Linked DNA regions of Homo sapiens: all the other regions are linked to region 3. A link is an interaction called in ENCODE POLR2A ChIA-PET data of the cell type or tissue named here. Cell type or tissue: Panc1. All regions are shown on one strand. Each heading gives the region's core, and the rest is flanking DNA. Links, peaks and the distances in the headings are about the cores only. Region 1 overlaps SRP54-AS1 (SRP54 antisense RNA 1). Region 2 has its middle 19 kb from the start of CFL2. Region 3 has its middle 36 kb from the start of CFL2.

Region 1 (4,865 bases), core at 1,224-3,723, 260 kb after region 3:
TGAGACATGATTGTGCCGCTGCACTCCAGCCTGGGCAATAGAGTAAGACCCTCTATCAAAAAAAAAAAAAAAAAAAAAGAAGAAGAAGAAGAAGAATTTCTTAAATTAACTATCTATGAGAATTGTCAGGTTGACTGTCGTTTTCCAGCTGAGTTTCACAAAATGGGGCCTGCTTAATAAAACAGATTGATACATTCAAATCCACAGGCTCTGGTAATTTGTACTAACGAATACTTATTTCTAGAATTGACCAGAGTTATCACAGAACTAGGAGTGTATTATTTTACAGAATAGTGGAGAACTAATTAAGTACCTATGACTTGTAAAAATAGAAGCTCATGGTTTTTAAATGGAAAAGTCTGACTGGAAACTACAGTCCTTTAATATTAATTTCTAAACTCAGAAGTGAGATTATGATACAATCGGTTGGCAACTATCTAAGTTTTTCCTAGGCAATACCTCCCGTGGCTGGGTAAAGAATATATCTTCTCACATGCATATTAATTTCTTTGAGTGAAATCTGAGTTAGGTGTAAGTTAATATTTATCAAACAGAATCTATATTAGTTATCTCTTGCTGTATGAAAAATTACCCCCAAACTTGGTGCCTTAAAGCAATAAACAATTATTTTCTTACAGAGTCTATGAGTAAGGAAGCTAGGCAAAGCTTAGTTGGGTCTCTTGGCTCTGGGTTTCTCATAAGGCTGTATAAAAGGTGTTGAGCGGGTGCTGCAGTCATCTTAAGGCTTGACTAGGTGTTGATGTTGGTAGGACTTAGTCCCTATCAGGGTGTTGCACTCAGGGCCTCCGTTCCTCACTGGCTGTTGACTAGAGGCTACCCTCCGTTTTTCTGCCATATGGACCTATCCTTTGGATTGTGACCTATCCTTTGGAAATTGCAACATGGCAATTTCCTACATTGGAATGAGCAAGTGAGAGCGCAAGAGAGAGAGGAAGATGAAAGTCACAGTCTTTTGTAACCTAATCTCAGATGTGACATTCTGTCACTTTGCCATATTCTATTCTTTTGAAAGAGGTCATTAGGTCCGGCCCAAGCACAAGAGGAGGAAATTACACAAGGATGTGAAAACCAGAAGGTACGGTGCTTAGGAGTCATTTTAGATGCAGCCTACCACAGTAACTCAGAAAGAAGGAAATACAAAAAGTAAAAATGCTTCAACAACAAGTGCTACTAAAAAAAAAAAAAAAAAAAAAAAAAAAGAATAGGCCGGGCACGGTGGCTCACGCCTGTAATCCTAGCACTTTGGGAGGCCGAGGTGGGCGGATCACGAGGTCAAGAGATCGAGACCATCCTGGCTAACACGGAGAAACCCTGTTTCTACTAAAAATTAAAAAAAAATTAGCTGGGCGTGGTGGCGGGTGCCGGTAGTCCCAGCTACTCGGGAGGCTGAGGCAGGAGAATGGCGTGAACCCGGGAGGCGGAGCTTGCAGCGAGCAGAGATCGCGCCACTGCACTCCAGCCTGGGAGACAGAGCGAGACTCCGTCTCAAAAAAAAAAAAAAAAAAAAAAAAAAAAAAAAAAAAAAAAGAATAGAAAAAGGAAAAAAAGTAAAAATGCTAACTCAGCTAAGCATCGTAATTAAAGAATATCTTTTGTATGCAGAGATGGCATTATTGATGATGATTCCTTTGGGATAGGTGGTCGGGAATAGAAAGACTGCTAATTGAAGTAAGAATACTTTTCACAAAAACAAAGATGGTTCTATGATTTATAGCCATTGTTCACCACTTGTAGAGTTCCTTGCTGTTTTTTACTTTACAAACAATTTTTATAGTGAAGCAAACATTAAACATGAATCAGCAAAGTGGTACTGTGATTTACAACTCAAAAACAATTCTGGGATACACCAATCAATCAGTAAGAATTTACTGAGCACCTACATATGCTAGAAAGTTACTGATACTAGAAAAGTATAAAACAGTATCTGCCCTCAACCTGCCCTCAAGTCTGTGGCAGGTATCGAAAATCTATGCAATAGGAATTAACCCTTTACTAGGGTATTGTATCAGATCCTGGGCTCTAAATTCAAGAGATGAAGAAAATGGGAAAAAATCCAGAGGCATGATTAACCAAAGGATTAAAAATTAGAAAACACAAAATAGCAACAACAACAACAACAAAAATTAGAAAACAGAATTTATGTGGAAAGTTTAAAGGCACATTGCTTATTTAACCTGAGGAAGGTGAAAGTTGCTTTAGTAATCATCTTTAAGTTTATGAATAGTTACACAGGAGATGGAAATAAATGTTTGTGCCCTCAATGAGAAATCTACAGGGCTGGGTGTGGTGGCTTGTGCCTGTAATCCCAGCACTTTGGGAGGCCGAGGCAGGCAGATCACCTGAGGTCAGGAGTTCGAGACCAGCCTGACCAACATGGAGAAACCCTGTCTCTACTAAAAATACAAAAAATTAACCGGGCGTGGTGATGCTTGCCTGTAATCCCAGCTACTCAGGAGAATCGCTTGAACCCGGGAGGCAGAGGTTGCGGTGAGCTGAGATTGAGCCATTGCACTCCAGCCTGAGCAACAAGAGCAAAACTCTGTCTCAATAAATAAATAAATAAATAGTTCTGAAGTCCCTTCTAAGTTCAGTTAAGTTCCACATACTAGATAGAGGCAGGAAAATGTGAAAAAAAAAAAGTTTTTATTAAAAAAAAGAGACATCTACAAGAGAATTGGATTTCTAATATAGTATATACATTAAAAAGTCTTAGAATACATATATTAAGAGAAAATTGTTTAGGAAGGCTCAATGACTTTTTTTTTCTTTAGGGCTTCTTTACAAAACGTTTCCTCACTGTTTTGACAATATCATGAAAAAAATTCAGTTTAGAATCTAGAACTGACCTGGATGGGATTCACAGGGACTGCACAGTCCCTGATTCCTCCCCGACGGTGGGAGCTTAGCTACTAGAAACAGGAACTCAGTTGGTGTCTCGAGTCAGACAAGAAAGGGGAGGCCAGGCCAGAGGCGCCACGGAACTCCCCTTAGTTCTGAATGACAACTTTTAAACCTGCAAGGTCTTTGCTCTGGAGGGAGACATTAACTTTATTATACAGGAAAGTAAACAAGTCTGATATCTGCTCTGAAGGGAAATACTATCTCTAAATTAAGGCTCACCTGTAATCCCAGTGCTTTGAAAGACCAGGGCGGTGGCTGGGTTTTGTGGCTCACGCCTGCAATCCCAGCACTTTGGGGGGCTGAGGCAGGAGGATCCCTTGAGCCCAGAAATTTGAGACCAGCCTTGGCAACACAGGGAGACCTCATCTCTATATAAAATTGAAAAATCAGCTGGGCATGGGGGCACGTGTCTGAAGCCCTAGCTACTCAGGAGGCTGAGGAATGCACCACCACACTATAGCCTGGGCAACAGTGAGACTGTGTCTCAAAAACAAACAAAAAACTATATTTGACTATTCTGAATATACCATATTGAGATAAACTTGCTGTTCTCAAGAGCCCCTTTACATAATAAGATCAGATAAATTATAATTGTTGAGGTTTTTATACTTTTTTTTTTTTTTTTTTGAGATGAAGTCTTGCTCTGTCGCCAGGCTGGAGTGCAGTGGTGCAATCTAAGCTCACTGCAGCCTCTGCCTCCCAGGTTCAAGTGATTCTCCTGCCTCAGCTACCCTAGTAGCTGGGATTATAAGTGCGCACCACCACACCCAGCTAATTTTTGTATTTTTAGTAGAGATGAGGTTTCACCATGTTGGCCAGGATGGTCTTGATCTCTTGATCCGCCTGCCTCGGCCTCCCAAAGTGCTGGGATTACAGACGTGAGCCACCATGCCTGACACCCCCTGCCCTTTTTTTTCTTTGAGACAGAGTCTCACTCTGTTGCCCAGGCTGGAGTGCAGCACAATCTCGGCTCACTGCAACCTTCGCCTCCCGGGTTCAAGCGATTCTCCTGCCTCAGCCTCCTGAGTGGCTGGGACTACAGGCGCCCACCACCACGCCCGGCTAATTTTTTTGTATTTTTAGTAGAGATGGGGTTTCATCGTGTTGGCCAGGATGGTCTCAATCTCTTGACCTCATGATCCGCCCGCCTCAGCCTCCCAAAGTGCTGGGATTACAGGCGTGAGCCACTGTGCCCAGCCAGGGTTAAAATCTTTTAGAACAATTATTATGCTGCTGTATTAGGAAAGCACATCCTTCCCACTTAGTAACCATCCCATTTAGCCCCCCAAAGGAGCAAAAGATGCTTTGTTCTTAGATGATTAGTGGAAGATGATAACCACATCTGTACCCACTGGCACCCTTACACAGTAACATTTCTGCTGTGCCTTCCCTTTTGTCAGAGGTAGCCTTCCGGGCGCATTTCATCCATTTGACAGGAGTGCTGACAAGAAACTCTTAGGTGATCAGGATCTAATAAGCCTGCGAGAGAGGTGGTTGTGTTAAAACCCCTTTTCAGTTGTACCCCCTTTATAAAAACTGTGTTTGAAACTTTCCACACCTCTTCTTGGCCCAAAGGTGATTATTTTTGTTCGGAAATTGTGAGATAACTCATCTGAGGTGAGGTTTTCTTTTAGTACTCCCAGGAGAAGATATATTTCTCTTTTCACTTTGAAAGTTTTCCTTTAAAAATAATTTCTTGTTTGTCCCTCTCCAAGATGGCTGCTGAAGACAAATTACTGCTGCCACAGCTCCCCGAGCTGTTTGAAACCAGCAAACAGCTTCTGGATGATGTAGAAGTAGTGACTGAACCTGCCGGTTCCCGGATAGTCCAGAAGAAGGTGTTCAAGGGCCTGGACCTCCTTGAGAAGGCTGCCGAAATGTTATCGCAGCTTGACTTGTTCAGCTAAAATGAAGATTTGGAAGTGATTGCTTCCACCGACCTG
Region 2 (4,865 bases), core at 798-3,297, 55 kb after region 3:
TTTTAGTGTATAGAAATGCTACTGATATTTGTATGTTAATTTTTTTTTTTTTTGAGACAGAGTCTCACTCTGTTGCCCAGGCTGGAGTGCAGTGGTATGATCGTGGCTCACTGCAACCTCTGCCTTCTGGGTTCAAGTGATTCTCCTGCCTCAGCCTCCTGAGCAGCTGGGACTACAGGCGTGCACCACCAAACCCGGCTAATTTTTGTATTTTTAGTAGAGATGGGGTTTCACCATGTTGGCTAGGCTGGTCTCGAACCCCTGACCTCAAGTGATCTGCCCGCCTCGGCCTCCCAAAGTACTCTCTTTGGCCTCCCATGCCTGGCCGTATACCAAACATCTAAAGAAGAACTAATATCAACCCTTCTCAAACTCTTCCTAAAAACTGAAGAGGAGGGAATACTTCCAAACTCATTTTAGAAGGCCAGCACTGCCCTTATGCCAAAGGCAGACAAGGACACTATAAGAAACCTATAAGCCAGGCTGGGTGTGGTGGCTCACGCCTGTACTCCTAGCACTTTGAGAAGCCAAGGCGGGTGGATCACCTGAGGTTAGGAGTTTGAGACCAGCCTGGCCAACATGGTGAAACCCCATCTCTACTAAAATTACAAAAATTAGCCGGGTGTGGTGGTGCATGCCTGTGGTCCCAGCTACTCGGGAGGCTGAGGCAGGAGAATCACTTGAACCTGGGAGGCGGAGGTTGCAGTGAGCCTCAGTCGTGCCACTGCACTCCAGCCTGGGTGACAGAGCGAGATTCCGTCTCAAAACAAACAAGCAGAAATCCTCGACAAAACATTAGCAAACCAAATTCAACAGCACATTAAAAAGTTTATTCACCATGTTCAAGCATGATTTATCCCTGTGATACAAGAATGGTTCAACATACATAAATCAGTAAATGTGATACACCATATTAACAAAACGAAGGACAAAAACCACATGATCATCTCAATAGTTGCAGAAAAAGCATTTAACAAAATTCAGTATCCTCTTATGATTAAAAACCCTCAACAATTAGGCATAGAAGGAATGTACCTCAACCCAATAAAAGCCATATATGAAAAGCCCACAGCTAACATCATACTTTCTTTTTTTTGAGATGGAGTCTTGCTCTGTCGCCCAGGCTGGAGTGCAGTGGTATGATCTCAGCTCATTGCAACCTCTGCCTCCTGGGTTCAAGCGATTCTTCCGCCTCCGCCTCCCAAGTAGCTGGGATTACAGGCATGCGCCACTACACCCCAGCTAATTTTTCTACATTTAGTGGAGACGAGGTTTCACCATGTTGGCCAGTCTGGTCTTGAACTCCTGGCCTCAAGTGATCCGCCCGCCTCAGCCTCCCAAAGTGCTGGAATTACAGATGGGAGCCACCGCATCAGGCTGCCTTTTTTTTTGTTTGTTTTAAACGTGGGCATTTGTTGCTATAGACTTCCCTCTCACGACTGCTTTTGCTACATCCCTTAAGTTTTGATATGTTGTGTTTCCATTTTTGTCTGTCTCAAGACATTTTAAATTTTCCTTTTAATTTCTTCTCTGACCCACTGGTTGTTCAGGAGCATGTTGTTTAATTTCCATATATTTGTGAATTTTCCATGTTTCCTCCTATTATTGATTTCTAGTTTCATACCATGTGTTCAGAAGGGACACTTGATATGATTCACTCTTCTTAAATTTGGTAAGACTTGTTTTGTGGACTAACTTGTGGTCTATCTTGGAGAATGTTTCATGTATAATTGAGAAGAATTTATATTTTGTTTGCTAATAGAATCTTCTTTATGTCTAGGATTAGAAGCAATTTATTAGGCTGATGGAACTATGGGGTTTTTGTTTAAGTTTTTAAACTTTTTATGATACAAATTGGGAGAAAAAAGCTGTTTTTTATAGTATTAAATGATACACAGAGATTTTGCATTTACATTTGGAACTCTTTTAAGAATTTCAGAGCGTAAGCGTGAATGAGGCTTGTTAAAAAAAAAACAAACCTTAGACAAATTAAATTTAACATAGTTTAATTGAACAAAGAACTATTTGTGAATTGGGCAGCCTCCTGAACCAGAATAGGTTCAGAGAGACTCTGGAGCTAATGGGTGGTCGAAGAAGATTGATGGACAGGAAAAGGGAAGTGACATACAGAAAATGGAAATGAGGTACAGAAACAGCAGGATCGGTTATAGCTCGGTGTTTGTCTTATTTGAACACAATTTGAACAATTGGCCTCCTGTGATTGACTGAGACTTGGTGATTGGCACAAGAGTCGGTTGTGGTCTGTTTATACATTTAGTTAGGTTACAGTTCACTCTGTATGGAGCAACCTTTAGACCAAACTTAGGATATGGAAGGAGACAACTTTAGGCTAAACTTAATTTAACAGGTTCTACTGATGTCATGAGATTAAAAAAAAAAAAAAAAGAGCTATGTTCCCTGTGTTCTTTTCTCATGAATATAGTTTAATATAGGCTATTAGACCATTCATTCAGAGATACTGGCTGCCTATGTGTATTGTACTTATTTTTCCAAAGGGCTCACGTTGGGTACTCATTTTTGGCAGCCTCCCTCATTACAGGACATCCCTTCAAAGTTACCCATTGACCAGATTCCATTTTGGAATCTGCAGTTATAAACCGGTCTTACTAGTGTAAGGATAAACTGCATTCCAAGAAGCTGAGCCACAGTAATAAAGGAATCCACAGCTCTTTGTTTCCCCAGATTTGTAAATTTTCTTGGATTTCGGTGAACTCATAAATAGGATCTTTAGTTCTCCAGCAAAAAAGATTATGAAATGAAAACTATTTGTTGGCTTTAGTACCTGGGAGAGTGTGTTAGAGAGTTCAGTGTGGAGTGAATATTATCAACTCTTGCAAAAATAATTATGTTGTTAATTATGGCATGAGCTTAATATCCATTGAATTTTATATCAAAATGCATTTTCCTGGCCCTGAAAGTTTTTCTGCACTGGATTTGGAATTGAAGTACAGTTGACCCTTGAACAACATGGGGATTAGGGGCATCAACCATCAACCCTTCACACATTCAGAAATCCACATAGAACTTTTGACCTCAAAAGCTTAACTACTAATAGCCTACTGTGGACCAGAAGCCATACCGGCAACATAAACTGTCACTTTTTTTTTATATATGTGATATGTATTATATACTGTATTTTTACAATAAAGTAAGCTGGAGGAAAGAAAATGTTATTAAGAAAATCATCTGGGGCACAGTGGCTTATGCCTATAATCCCAGCTCTTTGGGAGGCTGAGGCAGGCAGATCACCTGAGGTCAGGGGTTCGAGACCAGCCTGGTCAATATGGCGAAACCCTGTCTCTAATAAAAACACAAAAATTAGCTGGACGTGGTGGCGTGCGCCTGTAATCCCAGCTACATGGGAGGCTGAGGCAGGAGAATCGCTTGAACCCAGACGGGGGAGGTTGCAGTGAGCCAAGATCGCACCACTGCACTGCGGCCTGGGCAACAGAGGGAGACTCCATCTCAAAAAGAAAAAAAATGTTATTAAGAAAATCATAAGGAAGATAAAAATATATTTACTATGTATTAAGTGGAAGTGCGTCATTATAAAGCTCTTTATCCTCCTTATCTTCGTGTTGAATGGGCTGGGGAAGAGAAAAAGGAGGTATTGGTCTTGCTGTCTGTCTCAGGGGTGGCGGAGGCAGAAGAAAATCCATGTCTAGTAGACCCACGCGGTTCAAACCCATGTTGCTCAAAGGCCAGCTGTATATACTTCCTGTGAGTATTTTTAATTAAGAAATTCGTTTTTAAACTGACTGACTTACATTTTACAAATTTGCTTGCTAGAAATTTCTGCTGATAAAAACTCCACACCATACCTGCCGTTACTTATTCCAAATCCTTAGCCCTGTTTGGTCTGTTGAATTTCTCTGATTTTGATTTTTAATTTCTGGGCAGATCACTTTCCCACAGTTGGCAACACACGCGCGCACGCACACACAGACACGCGCGTGCGCGCGCACACACACATATGCACACATACATAAACCCAGACAGACACGGACACACACACATACACATACACACATATACACATACACACACAGACACACACACATACACACAGACACACGCACACACATATACACAGACATACACAGACACATACACACGCACACACACGCACACACAGACACACGCGCACATGTGCACACAGACACACACATACACGTACACACATACGCACATACACCCACATACACACACCCACACATACATGGGCGCGCACATACACATGCGCACACACATACACACGCACACACGTACACACACGCACACACATGCACACACATAGACACGCACACACAGACACACAGACAGGCACACACACACACGCACATACACGCACACACACAGACGCACACATACACGCACACATGCGCACACACGCATACACGCACACACACGTGCACACACATATGTGTATACATACATTTATGTATATATTTTATATACGTATGTTTATATACACACATATATAAATATACTCACACGTATATTTTTATATATTTTTTCCTGCTGCTTGAATCAGCATACAACTTACATTTTTAATGAAATATTGCACATACAGGGAAATAGGATAGTACATAGTGTTCTCCTATTTTTTCATATTTTCATGGGAAATGGAGAGGGGTACATTTGCATTTTCCATATTTCCTTTTTGTCATATTTGTATGAGCTTTCTTTTTAACTACAGGTACAGTTGAAGTCCACTTTGTACCTCCTCTAATCACAGAGGCAAATATATAATCTTCCTGTCCTTGATTTTACACTTTTACTACAAATGTATTTTGTCCCTAAACAGTTATTACAAATGCATTTTGCCCCTAAACAGTATGTAA
Region 3 (4,865 bases), core at 1,022-3,521:
CCCATTATTAAATTTGTTCTTTTAATGAGTCACCTAGTGATACAGGTTTCCAGGAGATAATATACCCATGATTATCAGGATTTCTTTCTTTTTTTTGAGATGGAGTTTCCCTGTGTTGCCCAGGCTGGAGTACAGTGGTGTGATCTCGGCTCACTGCAGCCTCTGCCTCCCAAATTCAAGCGATTCTCCTGCCTCAGCCTCCTGAATAGCTGGGATTACAGGTGTGCGCCACCACACCTGGCTAATTTTTGTATTTTTAGTAGAGACAGGATTTCACCATGTTGGCTAGGCTGGTCTCAAACTCCTGACCTCACGTGGTCTGCCCACCTCGGCCTCCCAAAGTGCTGGGATTACAGGCATGAGCCACTGTGCCTGGCCAGGATTTCTTTTATTATTTATTTATTTTTATTTTTGAGACAGGGCCTTGCTCTGTTACCCAGGCTGGAGTGCAGTGGCACAATAATAGCTCTGGCTAATTTTTTTTTTTAATTTTTTTGTAGAGACGGGGACGGTGGTGGTTTCCCTATGTTACCCAGGCTGGTCTTGAACTCCTGGGCTCAAGCGATCCACCTACCTCGGCTTCCCAAAGTGTGGGATTACAGGCGTGAGCCACCACATCTGGCCTACTAGGATTTCTTAATCATCAGCACTCTTGTCTGAATCCACATTCATTGCCTGAACTCAAATGTAGTGGAGACCTATTTTCACATCAGCCTTTAATTAACCCTGCAAAACACTGACATGCTCTGAGCAGCCTGGCAGGACAGCAAACCATGCTCTTTTTCACCTTTTACAACCAGTGTACAAAATAGGATTATCATTTCCCCACAGACATCAAGAAATAACTAGAAGTTTACCAGGAATAAACTGTTAGGTGCCTCAGTTGCAGCAAAGTTCTTCTGGAGGTTGGAGGAAAGCTAATATTTGCTGAAGACCTAGTATTCAGGCATTTGGCAGGTGTTCAGCACACACAATCTCATTTCATGCCTCTGTGACCATGTCTACCTTATGGCTAGGGAAACTAAAGTTGCCCAAGGATACTCAGCTAGCTAGTGGCAGAGGTAGAAAGAAGCAAACCCAGATATTTTTGGCTCCACGTGCCTTTTCTTCAGAGGAGCTACCTCGACCTGCATTCAAACACTGCCACAATTATCCCTGCCACTTGCTGGGGTATGCTTCACAGTGGGGTCCATTTGCAGTGATTTCTGATTTTCCATATTTTAGAATTTTCCTGTTGCTTGCAATATGTCTTCTGTTCTTATGAAACTGCCCAAAACCAGGGCAATGGAGGTTTTTTTTTTTTTAAGGATCTTTTTTGTAGGGGCTGGATGGTGGGGGGTGGAGGTTGGGTGAGGGCAATGAAGGGAGATTGGTTTTTTATTCTGCGTACTTCCATAATGTTTGATTATTTTATGGTTAGAATGTATTCATGCATTACTTTTTTTTTGAAAAACAGAGAAGGCACCGGGCAAGGTGGCTCACGCCTATAATCCCAGCATTTTGGAAGGCCGAGGCGGGTGGATCACAAGGTCAGGAGTTCAAGACCAGCCTGACCAACATGGTGAAACCCCGTCTCTATTAAAAATCCAAAAATTAGCTGGGCATGGTGGCGCGCGCCTATAATCCCAGCTACTCAGGAGGCTGAAGCAGGAGAATTTCTTGAACCCGGGAGGCGGAGGTTGCAGTGAGCCGAGATCATGCCACTACACTCCAGCCTGGGCAACAGAGCGAGAGAGACTCCGTCTCAAAAAAAAAAAAAAAAAAAAAAAAAAAACAGAGAGAGAAGGAAAAAAAGCAGCTTTCTAGGCAAATACATGAAAACAATGTAGAAAGAGCCACAGTGCAGTATATATTCTATTTTTATGTTATATTTATAGTAATTTGAATATAAAGACCTCTGTTGAGAGGAAAAAAAGAGGACCAAAGTTTCATTATATGAATATTTGCTTCTCTTTGTCCCTCACACCCTACACACAGAAACACAAACAAAAGCCTCTCATTGTTTCCCCTGATGGAACAACGATGACTAAGTGGCTGCATAAATCATCCAGAGTTACCAAAACTTCATTCCCAGTCATTTGACACCATTTAGGGAGGACTGTGTTGGAAATGTGCAGCTGTTAAAGGCCCCACCACCCCCACTTAAGAATTAGGAGGCGTAAGAATAGGAAAGTAGTCAATACTACAGTCTCTAAGTGGAATATGGGTGTTTCATTTAAAGTTATTCCATCAATTTGAGGGTGAAAATATAATTCTCCCTTCCTTTGTCATAACTCAGGCACAGACTGTTTTCAAAATAAATTGAAGGCGAGAAGATTGAAAATTTTAGAGTTCGACTTGCAAATTAGAACCCGATGAATTTATTCACAGTCCAGTAGACAACTCTACAGTAAGGTTTGTACTGGTAAACTGGAGTGCTGTGGGGTTAATTTCTCAGAGATGAAGAACGGGTTAATAATCTCACCCTGATTATTCAGTATCTACTGAAAAGTGTTTACCACAGAGACGCAAGACAATAGAGACTGCATGCCACGTCCCCCTCTGCTATGACATACTCACACTGCTTTCAAACCATATTAATACCATGGATTGTGAATGCTCTACTCATTCTAGTTATTCGGGCAAAAATTCTCTTGTTAGTTGGCAAGAGCACCTCAAACCTCTTTTCAACCATCAGCAGTTAGTACTTTACTTTCCCTTGCTCACACCACCTGAATAATCAGGAATGCCTCTGTATTCATCAGTGCCTCCTTCACGGGGCAAATTGTGTATACTATACATATACACACACATATATACACACATATGCCCATATATGTATATATACATATATAGAGCTATATACTTATATGTGCATGTGTGCATGCGCGTGGGTGTGCACGTGTGTGTGCATGTGTGTGCATGTGTGTGTGTGCACATATGTGTGCGTGTGTGTGTGTGTATAGTGGCATGCACCATATAACAACATTTCAGTGAACCACAAACCACATATACAACAGTGGTCCCATAAGATTATAACACCATAGGCCGGGCGTGGTGTCTCACACCTGTAACCCCAGTACTTTGGGAGGCTGAGGTGGGCGGATCACCTGAGGTCAGAAATTCGAGACCAGCCTGGCCAACATGGTGAAACCCCGTCTCTATTAAAAATACAAAAATTAGCTTGGTGTGGTGTCACACGACTATAATCCTAGCTACTCGGGAGGCTGAGGCAGGAGAATTGCTTGAACCTGGGAGGTGGAGGTTGCAGTGAGTCAAATGCACACCGCTGCACTCTAGCCTGGGCAACAGAATGAGACTCCGTCTCAAAAATAAACAAATAAATAAATAAATAAAAAGATTATAACACCATATTTTTACTGCACTTTTTCTGTTTTTAGATGTGTTTAGATACACAAGTACCATTGTGTTACCACTGCCTACAGTATTCAGTACAGTAACATGGTGTACAGGTATGTAGCCTAGGAGCAATAAGCTGCACCATATAGCCTAGGTGTGTAGTAGCCATATCATCTAGGTTCGTGGTAAGTACATTTGATGATGCTCACACAATGATGAAATTGCCTAACGATGCTTTTCTCAGAATGTATTCTTCATGGTTAAGTAATACATGGCTGTGGGGATATTTGTATGTGTGTGTATATATATATATATATATATATATATATATATATATATATATAGACACACACACACACACACACACACACACATATATATTCATGTGTCTTAAGAAACTGAGAGTTGGCCGGGCGTGGTGGCTCACTCCTGTAATGCCAGCATTTTGGGAGGCCGAGGCGGGCGGATCACAAGGTCAGGAGATCGAGACCATCCTGGCTAATACGGTGAAATCCTGTTTCTAAAAATACAAAAAATTAGCTGGGCGTGGTGGTGCGCGCTTGTAGTCCCAGCTACTTGGGAGGCTGAGGCAGGAGAATGGCGTGAACCTGCGAGGTGGGGCTTGCAGTGATCTGAGATTGCGCCACTGCACTTCAGCCTGGGCGATAGAGCAAGACTCTGTCTCAAAAAAAAAAAAAAAAGAAAAGAAACTGAGAGTTACATAAATTTTCTCTTTTTTGAGACAGAGTCTTGCTCTGTTGCCCAGGCTGGAGTGCAGTGGCAGGATCTGAGCTCACTGCAACCTCCGCCTCCGGGTTCAAGTGATTCTCCTGCGTCAGCCTCCCAAGTAGCTGGTAGTACAGACACCTGCCACCACGCCCGGCTAATTTTTGTGTTTTTAGTAGAGACAGGGTTTCACCATGTTGGCCAGGCTGGTCTCGAACTCCTAACCTCAGATGATCCACCCGCCTTGGCCCCCCAAAGTGTTGGGATTACAGGCGTGAGCCACCGTGCCCAGCCAGATTTTCCTTTTGCCTGCCTTTCTGTTTTTTTCTCTGATCTTTTAAAAATCAAATTATTCACTGACAACCTTATTCTTTTTAAACATTTAAATCTAATTATATGTTTAAGATCTACTTAACAAGGTGAGTGGATCTGCTATAATTATTGTAACTACGTTATGTTCACCTATTTGATATTTTTACTTCATTTTCTTGGCTCTTAAGACTTTTTTTTAAAACTGTGCTTTTTAAGGAGTTTCTTAATTTATTGATTTAGTTTGCCTCTTTTTTTTTCCGAACAATCCAGAAATTTATTATTTTATATAACAAGAAGTAGTACAGCAGTGGGGCAGTTTTGCAGTTGGTTAACTCAGTGGTTCAATGTTGTCAAGGACACAGATTCTTTCCATTTGCTCCCTGGTCATCCCAACCAAATTGGCTTTTGTCCTCCAGTTTGTCCCTTCATGTGCTCCTCGGCAACTTCTCTTCCTGATGATTATGCTTGGGTTTTCTCCCTCTCCACAG

Evidence for each region. Peaks named below come from ENCODE experiments on the same cell type or tissue, not always from the same donor. Only the 100,000 strongest peaks of a DNase experiment are listed, where the experiment ranks them.
Region 1: POLR2A ChIA-PET joins it to region 3 with 5 read pairs; 4 of 35 experiments call an interaction of 5 or more read pairs at or near these places.
Region 2: POLR2A ChIA-PET joins it to region 3 with 7 read pairs; 10 of 35 experiments call an interaction of 5 or more read pairs at or near these places.

The regions. Positions count from the first base shown.
Region 1 is chr14:34,934,688-34,939,552 of GRCh38, forward strand. All of the region lies in intron 2 of SRP54-AS1 (SRP54 antisense RNA 1), which reads right to left. Among named protein-coding and RNA genes, the nearest start is that of SRP54-AS1, 45 kb to the right of the region's middle. In Panc1, for the core only: no CTCF peak of the experiment used is centred there; no DNase peak of the experiment used is centred there.
Region 2 is chr14:34,730,813-34,735,677 of GRCh38, forward strand. No RefSeq gene overlaps it. Among named protein-coding and RNA genes, the nearest start is that of CFL2, 19 kb to the left of the region's middle. In Panc1, for the core only: no CTCF peak of the experiment used is centred there; no DNase peak of the experiment used is centred there.
Region 3 is chr14:34,676,033-34,680,897 of GRCh38, forward strand. No RefSeq gene overlaps it. Among named protein-coding and RNA genes, the nearest start is that of CFL2, 36 kb to the right of the region's middle. In Panc1, for the core only: no CTCF peak of the experiment used is centred there; a DNase peak (open chromatin) is centred at 2,026; H3K4me3 peaks cover 416 bases; H3K27ac peaks cover 1,596 bases.